2 separate regions of the Homo sapiens genome follow, and region 1 is linked to region 2. The links are chromatin contacts, found by Hi-C or POLR2A ChIA-PET in ENCODE. All regions are on one chromosome and are shown on one strand. The core of a region is the stretch at or near the end of the contact, and the rest is flanking DNA. Distances in the headings are between cores, read along the strand shown.

What was found. Hi-C counts contacts between places; a loop is a spot of excess contacts on that map. ChIA-PET counts read pairs that join two places held with the same protein, here RNA polymerase II (POLR2A). Pooled maps may share reads with other maps.
Region 1: a pooled map shows a loop between it and region 2 (2.2-fold over the local background). The contact joins the promoter of POP7 here to the promoter of TFR2 in region 2. A Hi-C loop is called at or near these places in 20 of 168 maps with a recorded cell type or tissue (B cell, CD4-positive, alpha-beta T cell, CD4-positive, alpha-beta memory T cell and 15 more), 24 of 37 single-sample maps with no recorded cell type and 28 of 50 pooled maps. POLR2A ChIA-PET finds 5 or more read pairs at or near these places in 34 of 52 experiments (A549, A673, B cell and 27 more).

What each region holds. Positions count from the first base shown.
Region 1 is chr7:100,702,347-100,708,338 of GRCh38, forward strand. POP7 (POP7 ribonuclease P/MRP subunit) reads left to right here and starts at 3,775. Exons shown (of 2, transcript NM_005837.3): 1 at 3,775-3,958; 2 at 4,475-5,140. The coding sequence starts at 4,485. The coding sequence ends at 4,907. RefSeq lists an enhancer at 3,114-3,383.
Region 2 is chr7:100,638,786-100,645,294 of GRCh38, forward strand. TFR2 (transferrin receptor 2) reads right to left here and starts at 2,767. Exons shown (of 18, transcript NM_003227.4): 1 at 2,692-2,767; 2 at 2,191-2,443; 3 at 1,901-2,087. The coding sequence starts at 2,724. ACTL6B (actin like 6B) reads right to left here. Exons shown (of 14, transcript NM_016188.5): 14 at 4,312-4,541. The coding sequence ends at 4,461.

The sequences.
Region 1 (5,992 bases), core at 2,525-5,024, 65 kb after region 2:
AGGCTCATTTCTTTGCCTATTTGTCCAATTGTTTCACCACCACTTGAAAGGATCATCCTTTCCCCATTGAAACGCTTTTATACCTTTGTCAAAAACAAGTTGTTTGGCAGTGGCTCACGCCTGTAATCTCAGCACTTTGAGGGAGCTGAGGCAGGAGGATTGCTTGAGTCTAGGAGTTCGAGATCAGCCTGGTCAACGTAGTAAGACCTCGTCTCTACAAAAAATAAAACAAAATTAGCCGGGTATGGTGGCGCGTGCTGATAGTCCCAACTACTTGGGAGGCTGAGGCGGGAAGATGACTTGAGCCCATGAGGTTGAGGCTGCAGTGAGCCAAGATTGTGCCACTGCACTCCAAGCCTGGGTGACAAAGTGAGACACTGTCTTATAAACAAACAAAAAATTATTTTTTAAAGAGAGATAGTTGGCTGCACTTGTGTGAATCTATTTCTGAGCTCTCAATTCCATCTTATTGATTTTTGTGTCTATCCCACTGGGGAAACCATACTTTCTTGATAACTTTATTTATATAGTAAGTCTTAAAATCAGGTAGTGTGATTCCAACAACTTTTTCAAAGTGGTTTTAACTATTCTACTTCTTTTGCCTTTCCATATAAAGTTTAGAATAAACATCTATATTTAATACAAAAAAACTGCTGGGATTTTTGTAGGAATTGCATTACGCCTATAGATCAATTTGGGTTTTTGTTGTTGTTGTTTGAGACGGAGTTCGCTCTGTTGCCTAGGCTGGAATGCAGTGGTGTGATCTTAGCTCACTGCAACCTCTGCCTCCTGGGTTCCACCTATTCTCCTGCCTCAGTCTCCTGAGTAGCTGGGATTAGTACCAGGCACGTGCCACCACACCCGGCTAATTTTGTATTTTTAGCAGAGACGGGGTTTCACCATGTTGGCCAGGCTGGTCTTGAAATCCTGACCTCAAGTGATCTGCCCACCTTGGCCTCCAAAGTGCTGGGATTAAAGGCGTGAGCCACCATGCTTGGCCCCTATAGATTAATTTGAAGAGAATTGGTATCTTTACTATAATATGTTGGATCTTCCAATTCAATCCCAATCTTGTGGTTAATGAAAGAATCTGAAGTAAAGGAAAGAACTATGGGATTGAAATGGGGTGCTGGGAGCAAATTTCTCTAGAATCTGAACTCTCTTCAACCTTTGATCAAATGGGGTCAGACTCCATCCTAGGGAACTGAGAAGGGCCTGGGAGACATAAATATGCCAACTCACCTGTGTAGGTTTACAGTTTACAACATTACCTTGGGTTTCACAACTCAACTGCAAGAAAGGAATTAGCATCCCCATTTTTTTTAAACCAGTGTTTTCATATCCTTTATTCCCAAGTCAGTGTATTTGTCAGTTTGAATGTTACATGTATGATAAAACAGATTATGAAAAGCATACTAACGAGAACATTATTTTATATAACTGATCATTGAATATGCAACCTCTTGCAACAATAACTTAATGGACCCAACTCTACCTTCTAAATGGACCAATTTTATGATTCTCCTAAAATGTTTTGAGTTGGGTATAGTTTCTTGTTGCTTCTTCCTGTGATCCAAAGCTTAAAAATGAGGCTGGGCACAATAGCTCAAGCCTGTCATCCCAGCACTTTAGGAGGCCAAGGTAGGAGGATCACTTGAGATCAGGAGTTTGAGACCAGCCTGGCCAACATGGTGAAACCCCATCTCTACTGAAAATACAAAAATTAGCCGGGCGTGGTGGTGCACACCTGTAATCCCAGCTACTCAGGAGGCTGAGGCAGGAGAATCGCTTTAACCTCAGAGGCAGAGGTTGCGGTAAGCTGAGATCGTGCCTCTGCACTCCAGCCTGGGCAACGGAGCGAGACTCCGTCTCAAAAAAAAAAAAAGGAATGAATCTCTGGAAACTAGCAATTAGAGCCAGACCTCCCTAGGACCAAGGAGACAGGAGTTGGAGAAAAAGACACTACAGGTGATGCCCACAGTCTCAAGCACTGTGGCATATGCTTGACCTCAGAGCATTCCAGTACTCAAGGTCAAGTGTGGCACCATCCGTATATCCTGTCATCGCAAATGCCCGCAACTGCTACAATTAACAGGATATGGGAGAGAGGAGGCACATCATGTGAGGAGGAATGAATCGCTCCCAACAATTATGTGAACATTTCGAAAATTTCTTTTTTTTTTTTTTTGAGATGGAGTCTGGCTCTGTCCCCCAGGCTGGAGTGCAGTGGCGCGATCTTGGCTCTCTGCAAGCTCCGCCTCGTGGGTTCACGCCATTCTCCTGCCTCAGCCTCCCGAGTAGCTGGGACTACAGGCGCCTGCCACCATGCCCGGCTAATTTTTTGTATTTTTAGTAGAGGCGGGGTTTCACCGTGTTAGCCAGGATGGTCTCGATCTCCTGACCTCGTGATCCGCTCGTCTCAGCCTCCCAAAGTGCTGGGATTACAGGCGTGAGCCACCGCGCCCGGCCAACATATCGAAAATTTCAATACCAAGGATTAACTTCTAAAATACAACTTTATATGCTAGTGCATGCCCGTAGTCCAAGCTGTTCAGGTGGCTGGGGCGGGAGAATTGCTTGAGCCCAGGAGTTCAGGGCTGCAGTGAGCCGTGTTAACGCCACTGCACTCCAGCCTGGGTGACAGAGTAAGGCCCTGTCTCAAAAAAATGAAATAAACTGGCCGGGTGCGGTGGCGTGCGCCTGTAATTCCAGCTACTCAAGAGGCTGAGGCACAAGAATCGTTTGAACCCGGTAGGCAGAGGTTGTAGTGAGCTGAGATCACACCACTGCAGTCCAGCCTGGGCCACAGAGACCCTGTCTCAAAAATAAATGCATGCAAGTTTGTAGACAGAAGCTATACAGCTAGCCATTCAATAAAATGCATGTGCAATATGGTGGAGCTGTTGTGAACATCCCCATTTGAATGCTGGGCAAACAGAGTAGTTCAAGGTCCCCAGTGCAGCAGGTCCTACTCATTTCAGAAGGGAACTCTGCAGAAACTATGCCCATCTGGGCAGAGCCCCCACTCCACTGGCCTGAGAGCCACGAATCCGGCGCGCGTCCTCCCCACCTTGCCCGCCAGGGGGCGGCAAGTCCCTGATCCGGGGTCGCCTGCTGCAGAGCTGGTGGGAGATGGTTGAGGGGCGTGGGTGGGTCAGCGTTCCTTGGGGACCCGTGAAGCCTGGGCTTAGGGCTCACAGCGTGGGTCCCCAGCACAGACAGGAGGCGGACAGCTTCCCGTGAACTGCAGGGGAGTCCCGGGACGCTGTCCTCCAGCGAGGTGGGGACCGGCTATGTCCCTCAGTTCCCCCTCGGTCCTCGGGCCACAGGGACATTAGACTAGGGGGTCAGTTCTGCCAGCCCTGCCCAGGCCTCTTCTGACCAGAGGAGCTGCGACGGACGCGGAGTTCAGGCCCCTTGGCGACCGCGGTCTCCTGAACTCGGCCCCTTCCCTGCTCCCATGGGGAAGAACCCTGCCCCTAGAACAGCCTCCCCTCCAGGTGTCTTCCCTACGCTACCCCTCCGCCGGCCGGGAACTCCGCCAGGCCTAGAGACGCCGACCCGGCCCTTTCTAGCTCCTCCCCGGCTCGGACCTGGTTCCCGCCCTCGGCCGCCCGCCAGTTCCCGAGGCGTACACGTGTAGATCCCGTCACGCCCGGAAGTCTCGCGTTTCTCAAACGCCTCGCGCAGTCGCCCTTGCGCTCAGGGAAGGGGCGGGGCGAACGGAAGCCGGGAAGGCGATTCATAGCTCGCGGGGTACGGGCGCGCGTGCGCACTCCGCAGCCCGTTCAGGACCCCGGCGCGGGCAGGGCGCCCACGAGCTGGCTGGCTGCTTGCACCCACATCCTTCTTTCTCTGGGACCTGGGGTCGCGGTTACTTGGGCTGGCCGGCGAACCCTTGAGTGGCCTGGCGGGGAGCGGGCCTCGCGCGCCTGGAGGGCCCTGTGGAACGAAGAGAGTAAGCACGGGAGGGGCGGCGGAGGGGCGCGAGTTTGAGGGCGACGCGATGAATGAATCGGAACGGGGGGTGGGGAGACGCGGGATCTGGAGGTGAGTGGGAGAGGACGAGGGGCCGGAAGGAAACAGGGACATCGAGTGTGTCCCTTCTCGGGTGCACCCTTTATTTTTGTTTTTGTTTTTGTTTGAGACAGAGGCTTGCTCTGTTTCCCAAGCTAGAGTGCAGTGGCGGGCGCGATCACGGCTCACTGTAGCCTCGAACTCCCGATCTCAAGCGATCCTCCCCCCTCGGCCCGGGTAATTAAAAAAATTTTTCTTAAGACAGGGTCTTGCTATGTTGCCCAGGCTGATCTCAAACACCCGGGCTCCAGTGATCCTCCCGCCTCGACCTTCCAAAGTGCTGAGGTTACAGGCGTGAGCCACTGCCCGGCCAGGTGCACCCTTTGTACAGGAAAAGGGGTAGGAAAGGCTTCGAGGTCCCTCTGAGCCCTCTGATCGCGTCCCTTTCCCACGCCAGGGCACACAGCATGGCAGAAAACCGAGAGCCCCGCGGTGCTGTGGAGGCTGAACTGGATCCAGTGGAATACACCCTTAGGAAAAGGCTTCCCAGCCGCCTGCCCCGGAGACCCAATGACATTTATGTCAACATGAAGACGGACTTTAAGGCCCAGCTGGCCCGCTGCCAGAAGCTGCTGGACGGAGGGGCCCGGGGTCAGAACGCGTGCTCTGAGATCTACATTCACGGCTTGGGCCTGGCCATCAACCGCGCCATCAACATCGCGCTGCAGCTGCAGGCGGGCAGCTTCGGGTCCTTGCAGGTGGCTGCCAATACCTCCACCGTGGAGCTTGTTGATGAGCTGGAGCCAGAGACCGACACACGGGAGCCACTGACTCGGATCCGCAACAACTCAGCCATCCACATCCGAGTCTTCAGGGTCACACCCAAGTAATTGAAAAGACACTCCTCCACTTATCCCCTCCGTGATATGGCTCTTCGCATGCTGAGTACTGGACCTCGGACCAGAGCCATGTAAGAAAAGGCCTGTTCCCTGGAAGCCCAAAGGACTCTGCATTGAGGGTGGGGGTAATTGTCTCTTGGTGGGCCCAGTTAGTGGGCCTTCCTGAGTGTGTGTATGCGGTCTGTAACTATTGCCATATAAATAAAAAATCCTGTTGCACTAGTGTCCTGCCATCCCACTGCCACTGATTCTTTCCTGTGTAAATTCTGTGTGTGCCTGAATAGGGATGGTAGGAAACGCTACAGGTATCTAGGTGAAAGGGGAACCCAAGTGTTTCTTGCCTCTATAGAGAGCATAGATTATGCTATGAGCAGTGTAACAAAACAGTACAGTGCAGAAACCCAGTCATCCCAATGTTTGTTTGTTTGTTTGTTTTTTGAGACAGAGTCTCACTCTGTCACCCAGGCTGGAGTGCAGTGGTGCAATCTTGGCTCACTGCAAGCTCCACCTCCTGAGTTCACGCCATTCTCCTGCCTCAGCCTCCTGAGTAGCTGGGACTACAGGTGCCTGCCACCACACCCTGGCTAATTTTTTTGTATTTTTAGTAGAGACAGGGTTTCAGCGTGTTAGCAGGGATGTTCTCGATCTCCTGACCTTGTGATCCACCCATCTCGGCCTCCCAAAGTGCTAGGATTACAGGCGTGAGCCACCGTGCCCAGCCCCAATGTTTGTTTTAAAGATTTTCGTCTTCTAGTTGGGTGCAGTGGCTCCAGCCTGTAGTCTGAGCTACTGGCGGAGGCTGAGGCGGAAAGAGTGCTTGAGCCTGGGAGTTTGAAGGTGCAGTGAGTTATGATCATGCCACCTGCACTCCAATCTAGATGACATACTGAGACCTAGTCTATGCAAAAAAACCACTTTTTTTTTTTTTCTGAGATGAAGTCTTGCTCTGTCACCCAGGCTGGAGTACAGTGGTGCCATCTTGGCTCACTGCAACGTTCGGCTCCTGGGTTCAAGTGATTCTCCTGCTTCATCCTCCCCAGTAGCTGGAATTACAGGTGAGTGCCACCACGCCCAGC
Region 2 (6,509 bases), core at 1,517-4,016:
GGCACACATCTGTAGTCCTAGCTACTTGAAAGGCTAAGGTGGGAGGATCACTTGGGTCCAGGAGTTGGAGGCTGCAGTGAGCTATCATCTCGGCACTGTCTGGGTGACAGTGAGGCCCTATCTCAAAAAAATAAAGCCCTGAACATTGTTGATTCCACAGACTCAAGGTCTTTCAGCAGGTGAATCCAGCAACATATCAAAAGAGTAATCATACACCTTGATCAAGGTTAGCGTTGAGCTCAGGAAGATAAGGAAATCTATTAACACAAATTACTATATAAACATTAAAGAAGAGGCTGGGTGCTGTGGCTCATGCCTGTAATCCCAGCACTTTGGGAAGCCGAAGCGCTTTGGCAGATCGCTTGAGCTTACGAGTTGGAGACCAACCTGGGCAACATGGCAAAACCCTGTCTCTACTAAAAAATACAAAAATTAATCAAGCGTGATGGCACACACCTGTAATCCCAGCTACTCAGGAGGCTGAGGCATGAGAATCGCGTGAACCTGGGAGGCGGAGGCTGCAGTGAGCCAAGATTGCACCACTGCACTCCAGCCTGGGTGATAAGAGGGAGACTCCGTCTCAAAAAATCAATCAATCAATAAAAGTCTCAGTGAGCTAGGAGTGAAAGGAAACTTCCTTAATTCAATTTTAAAAAGCTGTCTGGAGCACAGCAAAGTTCATTGTCAATGGCAAAGTATTATAAAAGCATTGCTATTAAAGTCAGGAAATAGGCAAGGATACCTACTGCCACGGTTACCTTAAATTCATGTCCTCTCAAATGCAATGAGAAATGAAAAAAAAAAAAACGTAGAAGGTATAAGCATTGGAAAAGAGAATCTCCATCTCCTACTATCTGTAGCTTAGCTGATTACCTACTTAGAAAACCCAGGCGAATCCACTGAAAAATTACTCCCGTCCCAAAAGAGGGCTATGGGTGGACCTAGCTTTTGGATCTGCACCCACAAATGCATTTGCTTACTTGTTTTTCTTTTTTTCTTTTCTTTTTTTTTTTTTTTGAGATGGAGTCTCGCTCTGTTGCCCAGGCTGAAGTGCAGTGGCGTGATCTCGGCTCAATGCATGCTCCACCTCCTGGGTTCAAGCCATTCTCCTGCCTCAGCCTCCCGAATAGCTGGGACTAGAGGCGCCCGCCACCATGCCCGGCTAATATTTTGTGTTTTTAGTACAGACGGGGTTTCACCGTGTTAGCCAAGATGGTCTCGATATCCTGACCTAGTGATCTGCCCGCCTCCGCCTCCCAAAGTGCTGGGATTACAGGCCTGAGCCACCGCACCCTGCCGTTATTTTGTTTTTGAAACAGGGTCTCGCTCTGTCTCCCAGGCTGGAGTGCAGTGGCATAATCTCGGCTCACTGCAACCTCCGCCTCCCCGGCTCAGGCAATCCTCCCCCGTCAAGCTCCCAAGTAACTGGGACTACAGGCACTCGCCATCATCCCCAGCTAATTTTTGTGTTTTCTTTGGTAGAGACGGGGTTTCATCGTATTGCCCAGGCTTGCTTGCTTGGTTTTCTGATTCCCTAGAATGCGGCTTCTCAGAACCCCTCAGCGCTCCCTGCTCCAAATCTAGGCGCCTGGGTGAGGCATTCAAGGCTTTTCTGGGTCTGTCCAGTCTGATACTGGATGCTGCACCCCTCTGATCTCAGACAGTCAGCTCCCTCACCTCCCAAATATGCCACCCTCAGAGCCTCAGTCCCCTGGAACCTCAGCTCCGAATGCCTGCCATCCTTCCCAGGACCGCTGAACAGGGGGGCCAGGAAGGCAGATGGGAGGACTCAGGAGGGGGACCCAGACACCAGAGGCCTGGGCCAGGAGGCAGGGAGGCCCAGTCTGAGCGGATGAGGGGAGGGACACTCGAGAACAGGATGGGGCAGGGCCATCCCTACCTGATGGTGTCCTCCAGGCGCCCCTCCCCCAGGAACTGCAGGAACATGGCCTGGAGGTCGCTCCAGTAGAGTCTGCCCTGGTGGAAATCCAGGTCAGGCTCATAGTTGACATCCTCACTGACCACCAACACAGAGTCTCCGCACGCCTGGCAGGACCCTCGGAAGGCGACGTAGCCCAGTAGGAAGGCTGGCGGGTGGCAAGATGGGGATTCTCTTTATGCCCACCTCTGGACCCCAGAAATCTCCCCCAGCCCAAGCCCTTCACTTCTGGGGAGGGGGACGGCTCTCACCCCCAGTGAAGATCAGCAGGGCCGTCAGGACCAGGTAGGGGGCAGCCCTCCGTCCTGCTGCCGCCCAGGGAATGAGGTTTGGCTGCCTGGGTCTAGAGCCCAGGGGCTCAGGGCCCCTCAGCTCCATGGGGCAGAAGTGGGCCAATGTCTCCGCCCCCTCCTCCCCGTCTTCCTCTTCCTCCTCCAGGTGCCCTTTCCGGGGGCCTTCCACACGCTGGTAGACGGTCTGAGAGGATCTTGGGGACAGTTGTTGCTGTGCAGGCGAGGTGGGCATGAGATTGGGGCAAGAGGCCTGGGGGGTGGGGAGGCATCTGGCAATAATGAGGTCAGTGACTTGGGGGTGTCAAATGAGCATGGTGGTGGGGGCGTGGGGGAGGGGCAGGGGTGGGAAGAAGCGAGGTCAGGACACGGTCCAGGAGGGGCCAGCCTCAGGGGCTTGGGAGGGGGCTGAGGGACTTAGAGAGAAGGCCTAAGGGGTCTTCCCAATCCCACTAGTCTTACCGCTCTCTGGAATAGACCCCAAAGCCGCTCCATGCTTGTGTCCCCTCCTGAAGCCTGCAGGCTGTCCCCCAGCGATAAACCGATAAACCGTTTGTGGGAGCCCTAGGAGGGCCCCTTATCAGTCCTGGCAGGCAGCCTGAACCAAGGCTGCTCCTCACCACCCCCAAGGGTGGGGGCACAGTCCTGGCCTCAGTCCAGCCTTCCAGACGTGGCCCCCGGGTCCAGGCCAGAGCACAAGGGGCTGTGCTCTCCCCTGCCAATCTCTCCACAGCCCCACGCCTGCCTCCTCCCTGCAAAACAATCAATTTTTTGACCTTGGGGCGGACTTTGGCCTCCTAGTTCCCATCAGGGGTGGGGGAAGGGGGCCGATAGTGGGGGAGGGCAGAGACATGGGTGCCCCCTCCCCTCTCCTGCTTTTACCCCTCCCTGGATCCTGGGGACCCCTTCCTAAGCCCCGCCATGCCCAGGTGGAAGATTCACCCCTAAGACATCTGCCCCTTCCTCATCTGGCCTTCAGAGTCCCCCAGTGCCCCGGTCCTGTGACATATCAGCTGTCCTCCCTGTCCTGACACTTGCCCCAGTGGCATTCTAAGCTGGAGGCACCACAGTGGTGTGACTTGGGGGTCTGGTCTGGTGGTGTGCATGTGTGTCTCTTTTGAAAGGTCGTTCTCAGACTCCTGCTGGCTGCTGGAGAAGGAGGGGCACAGGTGGGAGCACATGGTCAGATGAGACCAGCGAGAGCTCCCAGATAGGGGTCCTGGGGTCAGGGATATGTGGGTCAGTGGGGAGGAGTGATCAGAGTCCCCGCCAAGGTGTGGGCAGAGCTGGGTGACCCTGGACAAGTCATGGTCCTCCCTGGGCACCGGCCCGTTTGGTCACCGAAGGACTTGGATCACATGGGTTTCTACCTCTTTGGGTTCTGAGGCTGATGAAAGGCCAGTTAGCCTCACCCCAGAAACATGTCACAGGCATAAACTGCTAAACAGGCAGGGGGCGCAGGTCCCCAAACCCTTCCGAGGGCCCCAAGACAAGTAGCTCTGAAGAGGAGGGCTCAGGGTCCCACCAAGTTTCCCTTTCGGGTTTCCCCTGGGAAACATCAGCTCCTACTCAGGTCCAGAGAAGTTCCGAGCTGCTGGGATGCACCAGCGCCCTAGTCCCCGCCCCATGTCTGTCACCACCAAGAGCCCCAGGAAGGAAGGCATAGCGCATCTCACCTGAGCGCAGGTCCTGGGGTGCTCAGGCGTGCTGCTCCCCTGAGACCTAAGGCCTACGCTGAGGCCCCGCCCACCAGGCCCCACCTCCTGTTCCGCCCATCCAGGCTTCACCTCCTGCTCCACCCACCTCCTGCCACACTCACCCCAGGCCGTGCCCCTCCACTGCACCCTGCAGCCCCTCCCACCTCCCACCACAACTGTTAGCCCCCAGCAACTCCCCCAACCCCCGGTCCTCGTCATGTGGCCCTCCCTGGGTCACAACCCCTAGGAAACCTGAGGAATCCATGGCCCCTGGGGCTGTGTCCCAGCACCCACTGTGGGATCGGCATGGGTGTAGAAGTGAGACTCCCTCCCCTCACCTCCCTCCAGACCCCTGTGCCCACTCCCCACCCCACGGAGGCCAAACTTTTTTTTCTTAAAACATTTTTACTTCTTTCAACCCAGAAACATCACCATTAATGAGGACAAGAGGGAAAGGAGGAGGGGGGCAATGTGGCATGGGGGTTAAGGGACTTCCATCTGAGCTTGGGAGCAGGTGTGTGGGGAGGAGTGCCATCAGGGGCACTTTCGCTCCACGCACTGCTTCCCGCCCTCCTCATATTCCTGCTTGGAGATCCACATCTGCTGGAAAGTGCCCTGGGTGGAGGGGGTAATATCAGGGTCAGGGTGGCCTTGGAGGGAGGTGTGGACAGGCAGGTGCAGCCCCTGGGAATCCTCCAACAGGCCCCAACCACCCCTTGGGTTCACATCCCTCTGAAGCCCCTCCCCACCTCATCCTCCCCTCCTCGGTCTGTCCCCTTTCATATTCAGAGGGAGAGTATCCTCTTCATATCATTCAATCAATAATTCATTCATTCAACAAGTATTATTGAACAGCAGTCTCTGCCCTGAGCTAGGCCCTGTTCCTGAGCTGGGGGGATGGCACGCACAGCCCCAGGCCAGGCAACCTGCACCTGGCACTCAACACCCCCTACACACACACAGTCCTTCCCCACCAGGTGTCCTCTTCTCACTCCATCAGGGCTTTGGAACACCGCCAGTCTCCCTCTTTCCCAAGGAAGATATTCCCTCCACCTCACCATTCCAACACTGTGGCACCCCATCTGCAGCCTTCGGCATTACAACTTGCCCCTTGAGGGTTCCTGCAATGAGCATCTCAGAGTGTCCCTTCTCTCTATTTTTTTAAAATTTTAATTTTAATTATTTTTATTTTTATTTTATTTTTTTGAGATGGAGTCTTGCTCTGTCGCCCAGGCTGGAATGCAGTGGTGCGATCTTGGCTCACTGCAGCCTCCGCCTCCCAGGTTCCAGCGATTCTCCTGCTTCAGCCTGCTGGGTAGCTGGGATTACAGGCGCGTGCCAACACGCCCGGCTAATTTTTGTATTTTTAGTAGAGACAGGGTTTCGCCATGTTGGCCAAGCTGGTCTCAAACTCCTGACCTCAGATGATCCGCCCGCCTCGGCCTCCCAAAGTGCTGGGATTACAAGCGTGAGCCACCGCGCCCAGCCTAATTTTTATTTTTTGTAGAGATGGTGTCTCACTATGTTGCCCAGCCTGGTCTCAAACTCCTGGGCTCAAGTAATCGTTCCACCTCAGCCTCCCATAATGTTGGGATTACAGGCGTGAGCTACCACGGCTGGGCTTCTTTGATCTTTCTCAGCCTACACACATGTGCTGTCCAATGCAGTGGCCACTAGCTTCCTGTAGCTCACCAGCCCTGGTCCAAATTGAGACGTGCTCTAAGTGGAAAATACACACCCAATTTTTTTGGGTTTTTTTTGAGACAGGATCTTGCTCTGTCACCCAGGTTGGAATGCAGTGGCACAGCTCACTGCAGCCTCAACCTTCCAGGTTCCAGTGATCCTCCAACCTTGGCCTCCCAAGTAGGTGGGACTACAGGTATGCGCCACATTGCCAGTTGCTTTTTAAATTTTTTGTAGAGATGAGGTCTCGCTTTGTTGCCCAGGCTGGTCTAGAAATTTTGGGCTCAAATGATCCTCCCGCCTTGGCCTCTCAAAGTGCTGGGATTACAGGTGTGAGCCACTCCACTTGTCCAGGATATATTATTAATACTTAATTTCAGGCCGGGCATGGTGGCTCACACCTGTAATCCCAGCACTTTGGGAGGCCAAGATGGGCAGATCACTTGAGGTCAGGAGTTTGAGACAAGCTTAGCCAACACGGTGAAACCCCATCTCTATTAACAATCCAAAAATTAGCCAGGCGTGGTGGCTCACGCATGTAATCCCAGCTACTCGGGAGGCTGAGGCAGAAGAATCGCTTGAACCCAGGAGATGGAGGTTGCAGTGAGCCAAGATTGCTCCACTGCACTCCAGCCTGGGCGACAGTGAGACTGTCTCGAAAACAAAAACAAAAACAAAAAAAGGAAAAAAACAAGAACTGTGTGGCTGACATGCTTCAGCCCTGAGCTAAGTTCAGACTGCCAGCCTCTGTCTTTCTGACCCTGGTTTCTGTCTCCCTGGGGGACTTCCTTTCTCGTGGATGTCCTCCTTGTCTGTCATGGCCCCACTGTCCCCTCTGTGTGACTGATACCCTCCAGATGCGGGTTGCAACTCCAGCTCCCTGCTCAGTACCTTCCTTCG